Regions from separate parts of the Mus musculus genome. Here region 1 is linked to region 2. The links are chromatin loops, found by intact Hi-C in ENCODE. Cell type or tissue: heart. All regions are shown on one strand. Each heading gives the region's core, and the rest is flanking DNA. Links, peaks and the distances in the headings are about the cores only.

Region 1 (7,948 bases), core at 3,177-5,676, 67 kb after region 2:
GGCAGGAACCCAGGGTGTAGCTCCTGCTATCCCTTCTGGGGCAGACAAGGCCTTCAGGAAGCAAGGCCACCTCCATGGGCCTGTGTGGGGAGGCCTGTGGAAAGGAGAGCCCCATGCAGGGCTGGAGGGCACCAACAAAAACGGGGTAGAAGAAGCTGCCCTAAATCCAGCTTGCTCTGCTTGCTGCTGTGCTGACTACCGCTCAACCAATTGCTTGGCTACAACACGACCTGTGCTGCCCATAACTGCTACAGCTCTGAAGGGGGCGGTACCCCTGCAGTCGAGGAGTACCGCAAAGTCACACCATACAACAACCTCACAAAACCACAGAAGATTTGTTAGAAGGGAAAAAACCCAGGAGGGTGGCTGCCTCTGCTTGGGTGAGAAGCAGCAAAGAGCTGAGCAGAAGTCAGGGTTTGAGTAGGGTTTCTTGTGGGGCTGGGGAGGGGGTGGGACTCTTTCCAGGGTAGCCTGTGATTGGAGGGATCATGTGACTTGATCTTGGAGCAGACTCAGGGAATTTGTCTTTTTCCCTATAGTGTGGGGCCTGGCGGGGGAACTCCTGAGGAGGGAGCCTGGGTGCTTGTGCGCCTCTAAGGGTCAGGTCCAGCTCCAGAGGAGGCTAACGGTGGAGCCTGGTAGCCTGAGTTCTCCAGGGGTTGGGCTTACAAAGGGAATCTCTGGAAAGCCACCCCTTCCATTGCTGCTGCTGGCATTGGCATGAGTAGCCAACACTGCCATCTAGCTACTGTTCTTGCTTTTGAGGCCGAGGATATTAGGAGAGGCTCCTGGGTTTTAGGTTTTGCTTTTTGAGACAGTGTTTCACTATATAGTCCAGGCTGTTTTTGAACTTGCAATCCTCTTGTCTCCGCCTTAACAAGTGATGAGATGACAGGCAGGTACCAACACACTCAGCAGTAATTAATCTACAGGGTGTTACATGGGAAAATCCTAGCTGCCACACAGAGGGTTATAGTTATGGACTCTGTAGGGCAGCCCACTCCAGTGCCTTCTGGGTGATGCTTCACCCTGGGTGGTTGCCAGAGGGCTGCAGAGCAATGCAGGTCCTAAGCAAGGGAGCCAGGCCCACCAGCACAGAGCACCCCCATCAGTCTGTCCGCTGCTGCGCTGCCTCCCACACTCCATTTTAGCCCACAATAGGCACTTGTGTGTTCCAAGCTGGTCTGTAGCATCATGCCTGGTTTCATGTAGTGCTCAGAATGGAATCCAAGGCTTTTTGTATACTAGGCAAATAGTACATTCCTGACTCAAGGAAGGATCCTAGCCCAAGAAGCATTTATTTAAAAAAAAAAAAAAATTCAGCCGGGCGGTGGTGGCGCATGCCTTTAATCCCAGCACTCCAGAGGCAGAGGCAGGAGGATTTCTGAGTTCGAGGCCAGCCTGGTCTACAAAGTGAGTTCCAGGACAGCCAGGGCTACACAGAGAAACCCTGTCTCGAAAAAACAAACAATCAAAATCCATATCTTGAGTCCGCAAGTGTGTAGTGCCCTATGAGTTGCAGGTGGTTGTGATCTACCTGATGTGGATGCGGAGCAGTGCGCTTGCGTCATCTGGACAAGCAGCAAGCGCTCAGCTTCTGTGTCACCTCACCAGCGCTGGCCTCTGCTGTCTCTCCGTGTTTGTGAGGATCCCATTCTAGTGCAGTTCTAGTGACCGGACCCTGGACAAGACAGTAAGATCTGGGTCACTCACCCCTTCCCACACCCACAACTTCTGACCTGAACTCTGCACTGTCACACACGTGGCCTCTGGTTCACCCGTTGGTCTCCACTTTTCACCAGAGCCTCAGCGTTCCTACAGTTCCTACCCTCCGGTTGTCATTTCTACTGAGTTGAGTCTCAAGGCTGACGTGTCCGCCGCCTGACAGGAGGTCCTCTCGGGTGCACACAGACACTTGACATCCGATTGGTTATTTCCAAACCATCTACACTCACGTTCCCCTACTCCAAACCTAGCCTCTTTCGACTCTTCCCAGTTCCATAAAAACTCCAGTCTTGCACCCTATCAAACATCCCGGAAGACCCCCATAATTCCTCACTCTCCACTCCACCCTCACCCAGTCAGCGCAAACACACCAGCGACCTTCCCTGGCTCCTCAGACGCAATAGTAGAGTCTTCAGATGGCCAGCAAGCTCATTGCCTGTAGCCCCCTTTCTGCATCCATTAACACCACGCTCCTCTCTGCTCTTTCTACCCGGTTCCGGTCTCCCCGCTGCCCCAGAACCTCTGCTCACGCTGCCTCCTCCAAACACTAACACGTGTCAAGTCAGCCTTTTCTGAGTCCCCGTGATGGGGAGTGGTAGCCTCGCCCGCTGCTCCTCCTCCTCCGCAGCGCAGCTTCTTGGACCAGTTCCACTCAGGACCCCTATTTTCATGTAACCCTGGGTATGTAAATATATAATATAAGTATATGAATTAAATGTTTGCTGATAATTATACATTTATTTTAGAACAACTCTTTTATACACATACATACACTGTTTATTAAAAAAACCCATATGTGAATATTGATGAGATCGATGCCTGTTAATTTTTGGCTGAGTATCTGACACTGCAGAATACAGCATCTTCAGTGTTTTTCAGAATTGATTGATATTTCGATTTCATAATTGTCACTGATAAGAAGACCTCCTTGCATAAATATTCAGTACAAAATGGCAGAAGTATGTTTTAGTACATTTCAGAAGTTTTCAGAAATTCTGTCCTAATCCCAAGCCAAATTTCAGTTAACTTTTTTTTGATGAAACTCAGTGTCTCAAGCAGCAAAATTTAAATATTTTAATTTATTTATGTGGGTGTATATGTGTGTGTGCTCATAGGAGCCCACACGCCACACCCCATAAGAGGAGGCCAGAACAGCATGCAAGAGTCAATTCTCACTTTCCACTGTGTGGAGCCTGCTTGGGGATTGAACTCAGGGTGTCAGGTGTGGGGACACCTGCCTTTATGCACTGAGCCATCTTGCCAGGCCTCTCAAGTAGCAACTTTTAAAATCAAACACTCTAACACAATACAATCCAAAGGTCTGGGAACCTGATGCTTGTGTGCTGAGGAGCAATGGTAGGGAAATGCTAATGTCCTTTCCATAGTTAAGCTACTGTGTTTCTGTAAGAGCAGAGAACCCTGTGTGTGCAGTAAACAGCCTTCACTTTTTGAATCTCAGCCAGGCACTTCAGTCAGCATTCAGTGGCTGGCATGATGGCATCAGTGCAAAGTGACATGTTCTACTCTTGGAGCCAAGGGCGATGAACACCAATGGAAATTCCTCTGATTCACAACGATTTTAATTTTGAATTCATTTTTGGGTCCTTTTACTATTGGCAAGTTCATCAGCACCCTCCCATCCAGGTCCACGACTTGAGGCTGCAACCCAGTTCAAGAGCGAGAACTCTAGCCCTCATCTCAGCCGAGAGCGTGCAGTGGTCCTCGCACTTCCTTGATTAATGTCTTTCTCTCCCGCCAGATGGTGAATTCCATGAGGGCAGGGATGTGTGTCGGGTTTGCTGACTTTGGTACACTCACCACCTGGCACGATGCTCAAAACACCACACAGTAGCTGAGCGCTGTAGGATGTGCTGTGTGGTTGATGGGTGGATGGCTGGGAGGGAGGAGGAAGGGGGAAGAGGAAGAAAGAATCATTTAGGTACTTGTCATGCGTGTGGTGTATGTTCACGTGTGTGTGCACTTGTGTCTGGGTGTGAATGTATATGGGTGCGTGCACGTGGAGGCCACAGGTCTGTGTCTGCTTTCTCCAGTGACTCTCCTCTTCAGTCACCGAGGCAGGGTCTTTCACTTGCACCCCAAGCTTGCTGATTTGGCTGTTATAGCTAGCCAACTTGCCTCTCTCCCCATCCCAACTGCTGGGGTTATGGGTGGCTTTCAAGTTCATCCAGAATTTTCATAGGTGCCGGGATCCAAATTCTGATCCTCGCTCCCACCTGCATGGCCAGTGCTCTCACGGAGCCATCTCCTTGTCCCAGGATATTCATTTTAAACAACACTCTCATTTAGATCTCTCTCACCTGCTCATATGGTACTACAGATTGAAGACAATGTTATTTCTCTCCTATCCAGTCCTCAGTAGACTGGGCAGGGGATCCTTTGATAAAGGCCAGGACATATGCCTTGGCTGGGGAACATTCTGTGCTGAGACAGAAAAGTTCCGTGCCAGGCTCCCGGCCCCCAAACCTCCAGCCCTTTCAGTCCAGAGAGCATCCTGGAATGTCAGCACCACAGACAGAGCCCAACCCTCAGTTCTGGAAGGTGGGGTGTGTTCAGGATTCTGGCCAGGCCGGTAGGCTGGCTTATTTCGCCTCTAGGTGGAAGGGCGCTGTTTTTTATTTGTCCGCTGGGTGGCACTGTGGCCTTGTTCTCTATTTCCTGACGCTCTGACCGGTGATAGGTCAGAAGTTTTGTCTCCCCCTATTCGCTCAGCCCCAAACTTGAGAAAGAAAGACTTGGATCAGTCTAGACAATACAGTCATGGGTTGCAGTCTCTGTGTGCCGCAGGGCAGGCAGTAACCCTGTTCGATTTCAGCAGCGCGGTGCGAGTGGAGTGCTTGCTGAAGGATCACACTGCCTGCAGTGCAGTCCCACAAGCCGGACACCTCAGCTCCCATATTGTTTCTGCAGATACCCAAGCTGAGCAGTCAGATGGTAGGAACACTTGTGACGCTCAGTTTCCCTGCCTCCTCCTAGGTCCCTGTACCCAAAAGGCCCAGCACTGACCGTGGGAGTCCATTGTGTCCAGAACAAACAACCTGAAACGCTGCTTCATAGCATCTTCTCCTGGTGCTAGCATGTGGTCCAGAAGATAGAGACAGCCAGGATGTTGGCAGAAGGCTCTGGGTGCTCTGGGGTGAGCATTTATGGAGGGCTCGGGAGTTACTGGGAAATAGACTTCATGAGAAGTCAAGAGGCAACAGCTCCTGTGAAAGCCATGGGTCGCAGCGTGTTCATTGTGGGTGTGGTCACCATTGGTGACTCCACGTGTCAGCACTGTCTTCCTGGAGACAAGCCAGTACTGGGCTGCCTGTTAGCCGGCACCTCTCTCAGCCCCCAAAAGGAAGCCATGGAGCCCAGTGGTCTGCTACTCAAGGAGCTGAAAGGAGGCAGGCTGGGTTCTTCAGCTCAGGGTCACTACCAACTCAAGAAGCAGTGTCCAAAAGAGGGTAACCTTCCCATACTGCAGGACCCATACCGAGCAGGACGCTCAGCGAGCTTCTACTGCACAACACCCAAGCAGGCTCACTGACCCTGAGGTATGAAAGAGGGACAGGAACCCCGATGGGGACATGCAGTGAAAAGGGAGCCCTAGACTCCCGGGAATTCTCCAGCACAGCTCACATGTGCTGTAACGCTGCGACACTGAGACAATGCTGCTTTTATATAGAAATGCTTTCAAATGAGAAGGTTAAAATAGCAAGAAATCAGGGTTAAGGTCTGAGTGGATGTCTCCTGGTATAGTGCATACATGACCTTAGTCCCTCCCAGGCGTGATCCGGAACCTCGCACACAGGACCGGTAGCTTCCTATGAGCTAGACTTTTATGGTAATCCTGTCAGGTGCTCTAGAAAACTTTTAGAGAGATTCTCCACTTACCATCTATGCCTATGCACAATTGAGAGAGAGAGAGAGAGAGAGAGAGAGAGAGAGAGAGAGAGAGAGAATCATGCATTATGGGAAAGGACACACTTTCGAAAGTAAACGTATTAGCAAGCTACCCATCTATCAATCCACCAATCAAAATAGAGAACTGTGTTATATCCCTTAGCAACCAAGCTCCTCTTCCTCCTCCTCTTCCTTCTCTTGAGTCCCATACAAGGAAGCCCTGACAGTAATCAGGGCCCTGAGTGTGCCCTGTCCTATAGCCAGCTGTTAATCTCCACAGCGTGTCCCTATTTGATCTCTGCTATCAATTTGCTCTAAATAAAATTATTTCGCTGCTTTGGCAAATTTGTATGACTCTTATTTTCAGTTCTTTGGATTAAGAGGCCAAAAACCTGGAAACATCCATACCAAACTCTGACTGCCAACAACAGAACCAGCTTTTGAATTGTGATGAGAACCGCAGTTTGGGGGACACAGTGTCTCTGGGAACTCTAACCCCATGCTACCCTCTATCTTTCATTTCCAAACTTCTATTATATTACACAAGAGAATGCAAAGTTCTCCTATGCATTTGAACTGACTTAGGGGGCTGGAGATGTAGTTAAGTTGAAAGGGTGCTTTCTTAGCATATGTGAAGCTTCAATTTCCACTACTGTGTGAACAGGGTATGATTGTACATGCCTGTAATCCCAGCACTGGGCAAGCAGAGGCAAGAGGGTAAGGGTCCATGGTCAGTCTTGGCTATCTAATGAGTGAGACTATCCTGGGCCACAAAAGACCAGCCTCAAAATAAAAATAAAGGGCACATTATAGCTGTCTCCTGAGAGGCACTGCCAGTGCCCGACATATACAGAAGTGGATGCTCAAAGCCATCCATTGGACAGAGCACAGGGTCCCCAATGAAGGAGCTAGAGAAAGTAACCAAGGAGCTGAAGGGATTCGCAGCCCCATAGGAGGAACAACAATATGAACTAACCAGTACCCCCAGAGCTCCCTGGGACTAAACCACCAATCAAAGAAACACACGGAGGCGCTCGTGGCTCTAGCTGCATATGTAGCAGAGGATGGCCTAGTTGGTCATCAATGGGAGGAAAGACTCTTAGTCCTGTGAAGATTCTATGCCCCAGTATAGGGGAATGCCTGGCCAGGGAATCGGGAGTGGGTGGGTTGGGGAGCAGGGGGAAGGGGGAGAAGGTAGGGGATTTTCGGAGGAGAAACTAGGAAAGGGGATAACATTTGAAATGTAAATAAAGAAAATATGTAATAAAAATAATAAATGGATTCTGCATTCAAGAGGCAAAATGGCCAGGACTCTCCCAGAGCTGGGATGCCTGTGTAACGGCATAGCTAAGATTGAAGGACCATGAGTCCAGCTGTAGCTCAGTGCCAATGCAAATCCCACTTCAAAGGCGATAAATAATTTATTCTGGAGCCAAATATGAATGACCACAACCCAGGAACACAGATTTAGGCTACTTCAAGTTCCACACTCCAAGGTGGTACCACTCTGATGAGCTGTTTATGGTAGCAGAGTAAAGGAGGTCATAAATCAAGACACTTTTCAAATACAGCAAAGCAGGGAAGCCTGTTAGGGACCTCGAGTGAATGACTGTTCTGTGATGACACTTGTGGCTTTGGAGGTGGTGGAAGCTGGTGATCTGCTAAGTTAACTTCCAGTGGAACACCAGTGCTCTGTGTGGACATCCCAAATGATCTAATGGTCACAAAGTTGTCAGGTCACGTACAGAGTGGGGGTTAGGGGGAACATATGGCTAGTAAGGGGAATAAGATGGCCCAAGACGATGGGACTCAGGACTTGCAACGTTCTTAACTCTTCACAGTCATTGGCATCTCCATCAGTTAGGCAGCTCTGCGAAGATCTGGCTGGAAGAGGCAGCTTCTGTCTGGGAGCCTTTGTTCACATCGGTCAGGAGGCAGTGAGTTCAGCGGATCACATACCCCAATACCAAGGAAATCACCTAATTCCCAGGGCCTCTACATCTGCACTTCCACTTGCCAGACGTGCGATTTAGGGTCTCTGTGGCCTCAAAAATGTATACAGCTGAATCTAGTGTGAAGATACACTTGGATTCTGCCAGACTAAGGTCACCATTCCAAGTTCACGTTTCCTTCCCCACCTACATCTTGCAAATATGTGCCCTCTCAGAGAACCCCATCGACCACTCTGTACTCAGTGACTGTGATGTTGCCAGAGAGTTAACTTTTATGAGACTGCCATTGCTTGATTTGGTGGCTCAGGGCTCTCAAATTGTACCTTGGGAGTTGGGATGGGCCAAGAACACTCCCCGGAGCCTTG
Region 2 (7,948 bases), core at 3,680-6,179:
TCCTATCTTCTTTTTTACGTTTCCTCTTCTCCTGTCTCCTTTTAATTTGTAGTATAAACATGCTTTTACAAGTAAAAAGGTTGACCATACGGCATATTAAAATGAGGAGGATACCAAAGCACAGTGCTGCGGTTCCCTTTTGTAGATGAGGACTTCAGATTGTTGCTGAATCTTTTGCTGGACTTTTGCAGAAATACTTCTCATTTAGAAGGTGGGGGGCATTCATTGCTACTTTTTATTCTAGGTCAATCTAGAAAATATATGAGCTCCTTTAAATGCAGATTGTAAACAGCATGAAGTTATGTCTCTTTTGACTTGGAGTTAGTGCAGATTAAGTCCCATTATAATAAACAACTTGATGATTCTTGACAGTATTGTCTTTGAAATTCAAAAACAGTGTTAAAAATAATGATACTCAAGAGGGAAGACAAAGTACATATTTTTCAGTTAGTACTTTAAAGCTTTGTTTTGTTTGTTTATGGTTGATTTTTTTTCAAAATGAAATGTTTTCTGAGTGTGTGTGTGTGGTGTGTTTGGGTATATGAAGGTACATGTACCTGTGGAAACTAGAGGTACACACGGAGTGTCTTTCTGGATGGCTCAGGGTCTGTTTGGTTGATCTGAGACTGGCTGCCCAAGAAGTCCCTAGTATCCTACTATTTTCTCCAAACACTCTGTTTTGTTTACATACACAGAGTCCTGAACTCAGTTCCTCATGTTCGCACAGCAGCACTTTGCCCACTGAGTCAGCCCCCTCGCTCCTGAGTTAACTTTGAAGCTAGATAGCATTTCAAACTGGGTTTTAAGGAGCATGTACTTAACACCCACATGCTGTTACAGTGGAAATTTGTCTAAGGATTTCTAAATCCAGATTGATCTCCATGTAAATTTGTCATTGAGCAGTAGGAGAAAATGCATGTGGTGGGATTTTAACTGCCTGTATGAACTGCACCATGATCACTTATGAATCAGGCCAAGCCATAATAACTCCTGAAATATTGATTACAGAAAGAGTTTTATAGGTGGTTCAAGGTTTAAAGATGAAAAATTTATCCCCCACAATCTTAAAACATTTTACGTGAGTTTAAAATTTATTCTGATAGTTTCTTTGCTGAAATATTTCTCAGCATGGAAAGAAAATTTGAGTAAGTTGTATCATAACAAATCACCAAACCCATCTTTCCCTGTTACTATATAGCTCAAAACTGAATAACTACCTTGGGTGGCAGAGTAAGAAGCAGGGCCCTGTGTGCTGTAAGTGATGCAGTTGCTTGTGCTCAGTTAGATGATTCTGTCCTCCCTCATCGCTTGATTTATTCTGTTGTATTTTTATTTTGCCGCAAGATATACTTAAGTCACAGTTTTCAAATCATTAATATTCCCATAGTAAATGAAATGTCCTTTTAGTTAAGACACACAGGCAATGGTAAACAGTCACTCAGAAGCAGTTTTATTGTTATTTACTTTTGTTTACAGCTTGCTTTTTCAATGAATCTTTTCAATGAATCTCCTGTACCATTTGTGACATTGCCTTCTGATAGGAAGGTACCCCAACCTCACTGACAGGTGTTTTTTTGTGTATGCATCGGGTACTAGCAAGTTTTCTGCAAAGGCCAGTCTCATAAAGTATCTTAAGATTCCTAGGCAGTTGTAGTCTCTGTCACTGTCTTCCACTATCCCTATTGTAACACTTTACTCTGACATTGTAGCAAGATAGCCTATGGACACACAGTGTATAAACGAGTAACTAGATTGTGCCCAGTGAAGTATTATTTCTAAAACAAGAGACTGGCTGTAAACTGCTCAGTCCTAGTTTAGAGTTAAGACATGAATTTTTATTTTGTTGTTGGTAGGGAGAAAGTAGATAATAAAAACAAGTTAATGGTATTTTTACCTGGTGTTAAGATGAAGGAAAATATAAGAAAATTGTGGATTCATTATACTATTGACCTCTAAGTATAGCCATCTATTGATAAATTTCATTTAATCATAGGTGGTCTAGTTTCCTTCTGCTTCCTCTGACAAACAGCATGACCAAAAGCAACTTATGAGAGGAAAGGAGGTTTTTTTAGCTTAAAAGTTTTATTTAGCTCATCTTTGAGGGAAGTCAGGGTAAGAACCCATAGAGTAATGCTACTTCCTTTCCTACTGACCTGCTTATACATAGCTAGTTTTCTTTTATAGCCTAGGAATAGTCCTGTCCATAGTTGGCTGGGCCAGCCTCTCCTACACCGGTTAACAAGCAAGAGGCATGCCGAGAGGCCACTGTAATCTGGACAGCCCCTCAGTTGGCGTTTCCTTCCTAGGAGAGTTTAGGTTGTGTCAGGTTGAAAGTTAAAGCTAACTGGGGCATCAGAAAACTTAGAAACTGGAAGTAGTTTTAAATTTGTATTATATTTATTCATTTATGTGTATATGAGTGCACACATGTACACGTGGCATATCACATATGTGGCAGTGAGAGGATAGCTTGTAGGAGTTGGTTCTCTCCAACCACACATGTTTTCCAGGGATCAGATTCAGGTTGTCAGGTTTGCCAACAAGAGCCTTTACCCAGTGAGCTATCTCAAGGCCTTCTGATGCATTGATATGTGAAATTGTTCTTTTCATGGGATGCCGAAAGAATGTTTTGGCCTATTGAGTATCTGTAGTTTACCTTGACTGCAATAACTTGTTGTTGTTAAAGTTTGGTAGCATCATCTCATGTTTCTTTTGACTCTGAAAAAACTAATATTCCATTTATGGTACTTTTAATAATTCAGAAAGGAACCAAGTATTTAATACCAGACTTTTTTTTTTTTTATTTGAATCCTACTGCAGTTTTATTTTCTTCTTTCATTAGGCGGGTAAGCACCAAGAATATGAACAGAAGCTCCTCCAAGAATTATATAAATTAAATCCCAATTTTCTTCAGCTATCTACGGGTTCAGTTGATAAGAATAAGAACAAAGTGACACCATTACAAAGGTATGATACGTAAGTACTGATTAAATATTGATACTCCGATGTCCTTCCTGTTTGTCATTTTTTTTCATTGTGTATGTTTTTTAGGCAAAATTCATAAAAAGATCTATCATTTATGCATTGTTCAATTATGTAGAAATGTCAGACCATAGTTTCTGAGTGGGATTTTTATTTGATTTTATTTTGAGACAGGGTCTTAAAGTAGCCCTCATTTGGCCTGGAACTCACTATATAGACCAGGCTGACATTGAACCCAGAGAGATCCTCCTTCCTCTGCCTTCTGAGTTCTGGGATTAAAGGCATAAACCACAGGCATGGATGGCTAAGTTTGAGTCTCTCTTGCTCATTGCTCTCTGTTAACACTTCATTTTCTTTGATGCCTTCACTTTTGGCTCTTATATCTATACAGACTACTCTGAGCCCAGGGCACCTTTCACGTTGAAAGGCAATCAGAGATCTGGGTGTAGTGCTCATGTCTCTAATTCTAGCAGGCTAATTTGAGAGAGTTACAGGTTTGAGGTCACACACTGGGTGGGCTTCATAGCAAGTTCTTGGCCTTCTCAGGTGTGTGAACCCTATGTTGGGTAGGGCAAAAGTAAACCAAGGAAACTTAGATACTGAACACTCTTGCCATCCAATCTAAGCTTTCTCTCTGACCTAATAGGAGAAAGCATGTTATAAAAGAGAAAGTGGTAGTTATCTAAAGTGTGTGTGTTTCCGTTACAGGTAGGCATGGCTGTTTAGTCTAGGGAAGCGATGGCATTGTATCTGTGAGGAGAAGATGGAATAGTCTTACCCCTGGGAACAGCAACCTCCCTGTGTGCTGTGTCTAACGTTGTTCTGGGTGGTAGATACTGGATGAGTGTTAAAACAGATTTATAATTTTTAGTACAATGTCTCATGCTGATTTAGTGATCTTCCTTTCTTAAACTATACTTTGGCATAGGTTGTCAGGAAATTATATAGCTAAATAATAATTTTGGGATTTTACTGTGTCCTAAATATTCTTTAAGTGATGTTTTAATGTTCCGCTTTAAATAGTAGAGTCTGTAGTCTAGTAAGATAACCAGCTTTCAAATGTATCAATAAGAATTACACAGATTATTGTTAAAATCTTTCTTCAAACATAATTCTTATGTTTAGAATTTAAAAGCAGGTGTCTTTGCCTTTTGATGCTGAATATTATTTAAATATTTACAACTATTTAAATGTGAATGTTTATTTTTATACACTTACACATAATGGATATATGTATATAGATATATAAGTAGAATTCAGCATAAAACATAAAGTTACTATATTTAACAATATGAGTTTTATTTACCTTGAAGTTAGGAATAGGAGCTAAATCCAACCATATTTTTTGGTTTGAACAAACTGACCATCTCCTTTGATAATTTGTACTACTCTTTCTAGATGATGAACCATGTGCTATTTATTGCTCATTACCTACAGTGTCTGGGATGCTTAATAAGGAAATGAGATTGTTGTAGTAAACATTTCTGATATACTCAGCATTTCTATACTCAGTCATTCTTATTAAAAATAGTTTTCTGTATGATTACATTGCTTAGAAATGATGGAATTCAAATGCAGAGAATAGAAAACAAGGAAGCCACACAGCTGTAATGTGTAAGGATGGGTATTGGGTTCTTTCGTGTAGGTTGGGACATTATCTGTGCAACAACCAGAGTGTAAAAGGAATGATGCCTGGCTGAGTTACTGTGCTTCAGACACTGAGTAGACCTGGTGATAAGAGTCACAGTGTATCACAGTGTGGTAAGAGTCACTGTGATCATGGCTTGATGTGGCTCACACAGTCCTTGTGGGAAAATGAAGATGTGAAGTTAAGACTAAAACAAAGGGAAGATGTAAATAAACTTTTAATGTGCTTCTTTTATCTTCATGCTCCTGTGTGGCAGATACTGTCGTTATTACTGCAGATAAGAAAACTAACTGAGTTAAGTGCTAACAAGTATTCCACACAAATGTGCTGTAGAAACAAGATTCTAACCCAAATCTTTGTCATTTTAAAGACTAGACTCATCTCACTTTGCCTTCATTTAACAGGTTTAAACTATGCCAAAAATTTAAAGGACAAATTGCTAGAAAAGAGTTTCATGTCAGTCACATTAGTTTTATTAAGTGAAACCATGTTATAACCATATGTATTTTGACTGAAAATCTCTTGAGGTGTATTAAGAGTTGTAGCTTCCAAAAAATTGATAGTGTTTTAAGCTTCCTTTGACCACAGATAGAGGGCGCTAGTATATTATCTAGTAAAGGTTTTGAAAGGAAAACTTTTATAGGGAATCTACCAGTTTTTATTCCTTGGAGAGGAAGTGTATATTGTTACCATCACCACCACCATAGTTACTGTTACCTTTTTGTGGTGCTTTGGAACAAATCCAGGGCCTTATGTGTGCTAGGCAAATGCTTCACTACTGACCTTTTTCTTACTGAAAATTAGGTGTGCTCTCCTAGACAGGAGCCATCTGAATGCCTTACTAATAGATTAGAGTGGGAGGAATTAGTGCATTACTCCTGCTCTCTGAATTCCATGGCATTACTTGGTACTTCTAAAACTCAAGAAAAAAAAGGCGTAGTTTGTCAAAAATGTACAAGATGCTCTCAAGCAAAGCTTGTTAAAGTATAAATAGGTATTGAGATACCTGTGAACTCTGAAATTGTATGCAAAAATTTACATGTCCATTATTTTTCTATGGAGGCTTTGCTGTGCTGCCAGCAGAGGGCTAGAGGTAAGTGGTAGAGAACAGGGACTCTCAGTGTGTGCACAGCAGCCACAAAAGTGGCCTGCATTTTATGGGCCTCCCGAAAGACTTTCTTTTACTACACACAAATGACTTACAATCTCCATTTTTATTTTTGCATAAAACCCAGAATTATTTATTAATTAAATGGGTGACAGTCTGCTAAGCTTGGCTACTTGATATTAAAATTGGCCAATTGCTAGGGGTTTGGTTTTCTGTTTTGTCTTTTAGTTTCTGTCAGTGTCTGAACTGTTCTGACTTTTATGTAGTTAGTACACATGTGCATAAATGGTGGAGAGCCACTAAGTGACCTAGGGGATCTTACCCCTCTTAAGTTCACTGGATTTATTTAGAAAGTTAGACGAAATTGTAGGTAATTGCTCCTACCTCCACTTCAAAGTAACTACTACCAGAAACTCAGTGGTAAAAGTGAGGCTGTTTATTATGACCTTGCAAGGTGGGGCAAAAACTCAAACAGTCAGGCTAATTAACCACTCTGATCCTCCTCCTCCTCCCCCTCTACCTCTTCTTCCTCTCCTCTTCCTCTTGTTTTTTTGTTTGTTCTGTTCTGTTTTGTTTTTGGAGACAGGGTTTCAGACATGGTCTCTTCTCTGTAGTCCTGGCTGTCCTGGATCTCACTGTGTAGGGCAGACTGGCCTCAAACACAGAGATCCGCCTGCCTCTGCCTCCTCAGTGCTTTTGCCACCACTTACTGGCAAAATCATTCTTATATCCCCAGTGAGAGTGCCTTCCCTTTCTTCATCATATGCTGAATATTCAGGGACGTTTCTTTATGTTGTCTGATTTTTATTACCCACACTCTTCAATGCATATGCTTTGTCTTATGGCCTGTATTTTTCCATTCTGATATTAAACTTTAGGTTTTAGTGAAAGGTAGCTAAAGTCCTAGACAAACAGGCACCTACTGTTTGGACAGGGAACCCCTGCTTATATATACCCTAATCCCACTTGAGGTACTTTTATATTAAAAGAACCACTGTATTCTTGTTTCTCAATGAATAATGTAGGCATAAATTTTTTGCAACCTACTTTTAATAAATGTCTATCCTCTCCTCTTGCCCACCACCCAGCAGAGGTAGTGGGAGAGAAAGGTTACTAGGATATGGGGGACGTGGACCTTTTTTAGTAATAGTTCCTTGGGGGTGAGCTCAAGCTTCTGGGGCAGCAGTTCCGTCCCATAGCAAACACCAAATACGACTCAGCAGCTGCAGACCAATCCTCTCAGCAGGCAGACACCAGGCCTGAACTGGCAGCTGTAGTTCAATCCTGAAGAAACTGCAAGGCTCACCAACTGGCCCGAGGCAAGGCCGTGGAAGCAGCAAGCTGCCACAGGAACTTTGCAAGCAGTTCTTTGACGAGTTTCTCTCTAGAGAGTTTTCTCTCTGGTGTCACCACTAGTGGAGATCAACCATGCTATGTGAGGCAAACATGATGTCATAAGTGAAGAACAGCAGGCAGGACAAACCAAACCAGTGCTCTCTTCTCATCTCCCACTGTCTGTAGGGTCATATTTGTACTCCATCATCCTGGATCCTTTCACCTGTGTGCTCCAGCAAAACATCATTTAACATAACTGACTTTCCAAACAAACTAGAAGTTTCTACTTGAGAGTAAAGAGAGGAATGGTTGAAGATAGGGCACTGAGGGCCTGGGGGAATGGTTCAGCAGATACTTGTTACAAAATCATGAAGAGCAGTTCAAGTATTAGGCACACCTGTAACCTTAGTGCTGGGTTTGGGGAGGAGATTCTTAATTACTAGTAAACAGCTCTGCATTTGATGCAAAAATAAAGATAGAGATTGCAAATCCCTTGTCCACACTAGAAGAGAAATGTCTTTCCTCCACACCAGCCTCGATTCTGATTCATTAAGAGAGGTGCAGAGTGACTAAATAGGTGAATTATCACACGAGTTCCTTCTTTGGCTTCCATGGGTGCACGTGGGAGCATACACAGAAGTATATACACCACACATAAACACAGAAATAACAAGTTTTTTTTTTTTTTTTAAAAGATAAGGTTCTTCAAGTCCTTATTTTCTAGAAGAGAAGGTACATCAAAAAAAAGTGTATAAGTCAACTTAAATACATCTTTTTGAAAGTTAAACTTCATTACAAAAATACAAGATTAAAATAAAGGCTTTACCGGCTGTTGTAGGAAGGCTTGTCACATCTTTCAATGTCTTTCAAGTTCA

What was found. A loop is a pair of places that touch in the nucleus more often than their neighbours do. Peaks named below come from ENCODE experiments on the same cell type or tissue, not always from the same donor. Only the 100,000 strongest peaks of a DNase experiment are listed, where the experiment ranks them.
Region 1: it touches region 2 in a loop (2.5-fold over the local background); 7 of 42 quality-filtered maps call a loop at or near these places.

The regions. Positions count from the first base shown.
Region 1 is chr6:34,991,954-34,999,901 of GRCm38, reverse strand. No RefSeq gene overlaps it. Among named protein-coding and RNA genes, the nearest start is that of Slc23a4, 18 kb to the right of the region's middle. In heart, for the core only: a CTCF peak has its summit at 4,356 (motif pointing right); DNase peaks (open chromatin) are centred at 4,371 and 4,981; H3K4me3 peaks cover 546 bases; H3K27ac peaks cover 429 bases; H3K27me3 peaks cover 693 bases.
Region 2 is chr6:35,059,917-35,067,864 of GRCm38, reverse strand. Cnot4 (CCR4-NOT transcription complex, subunit 4) reads left to right here. Exons shown (of 12, transcript NM_001164413.1): 7 at 2,843-2,967. Among named protein-coding and RNA genes, the nearest start is that of Gm33046, 70 kb to the left of the region's middle. In heart, for the core only: a CTCF peak has its summit at 5,214; no DNase peak of the experiment used is centred there.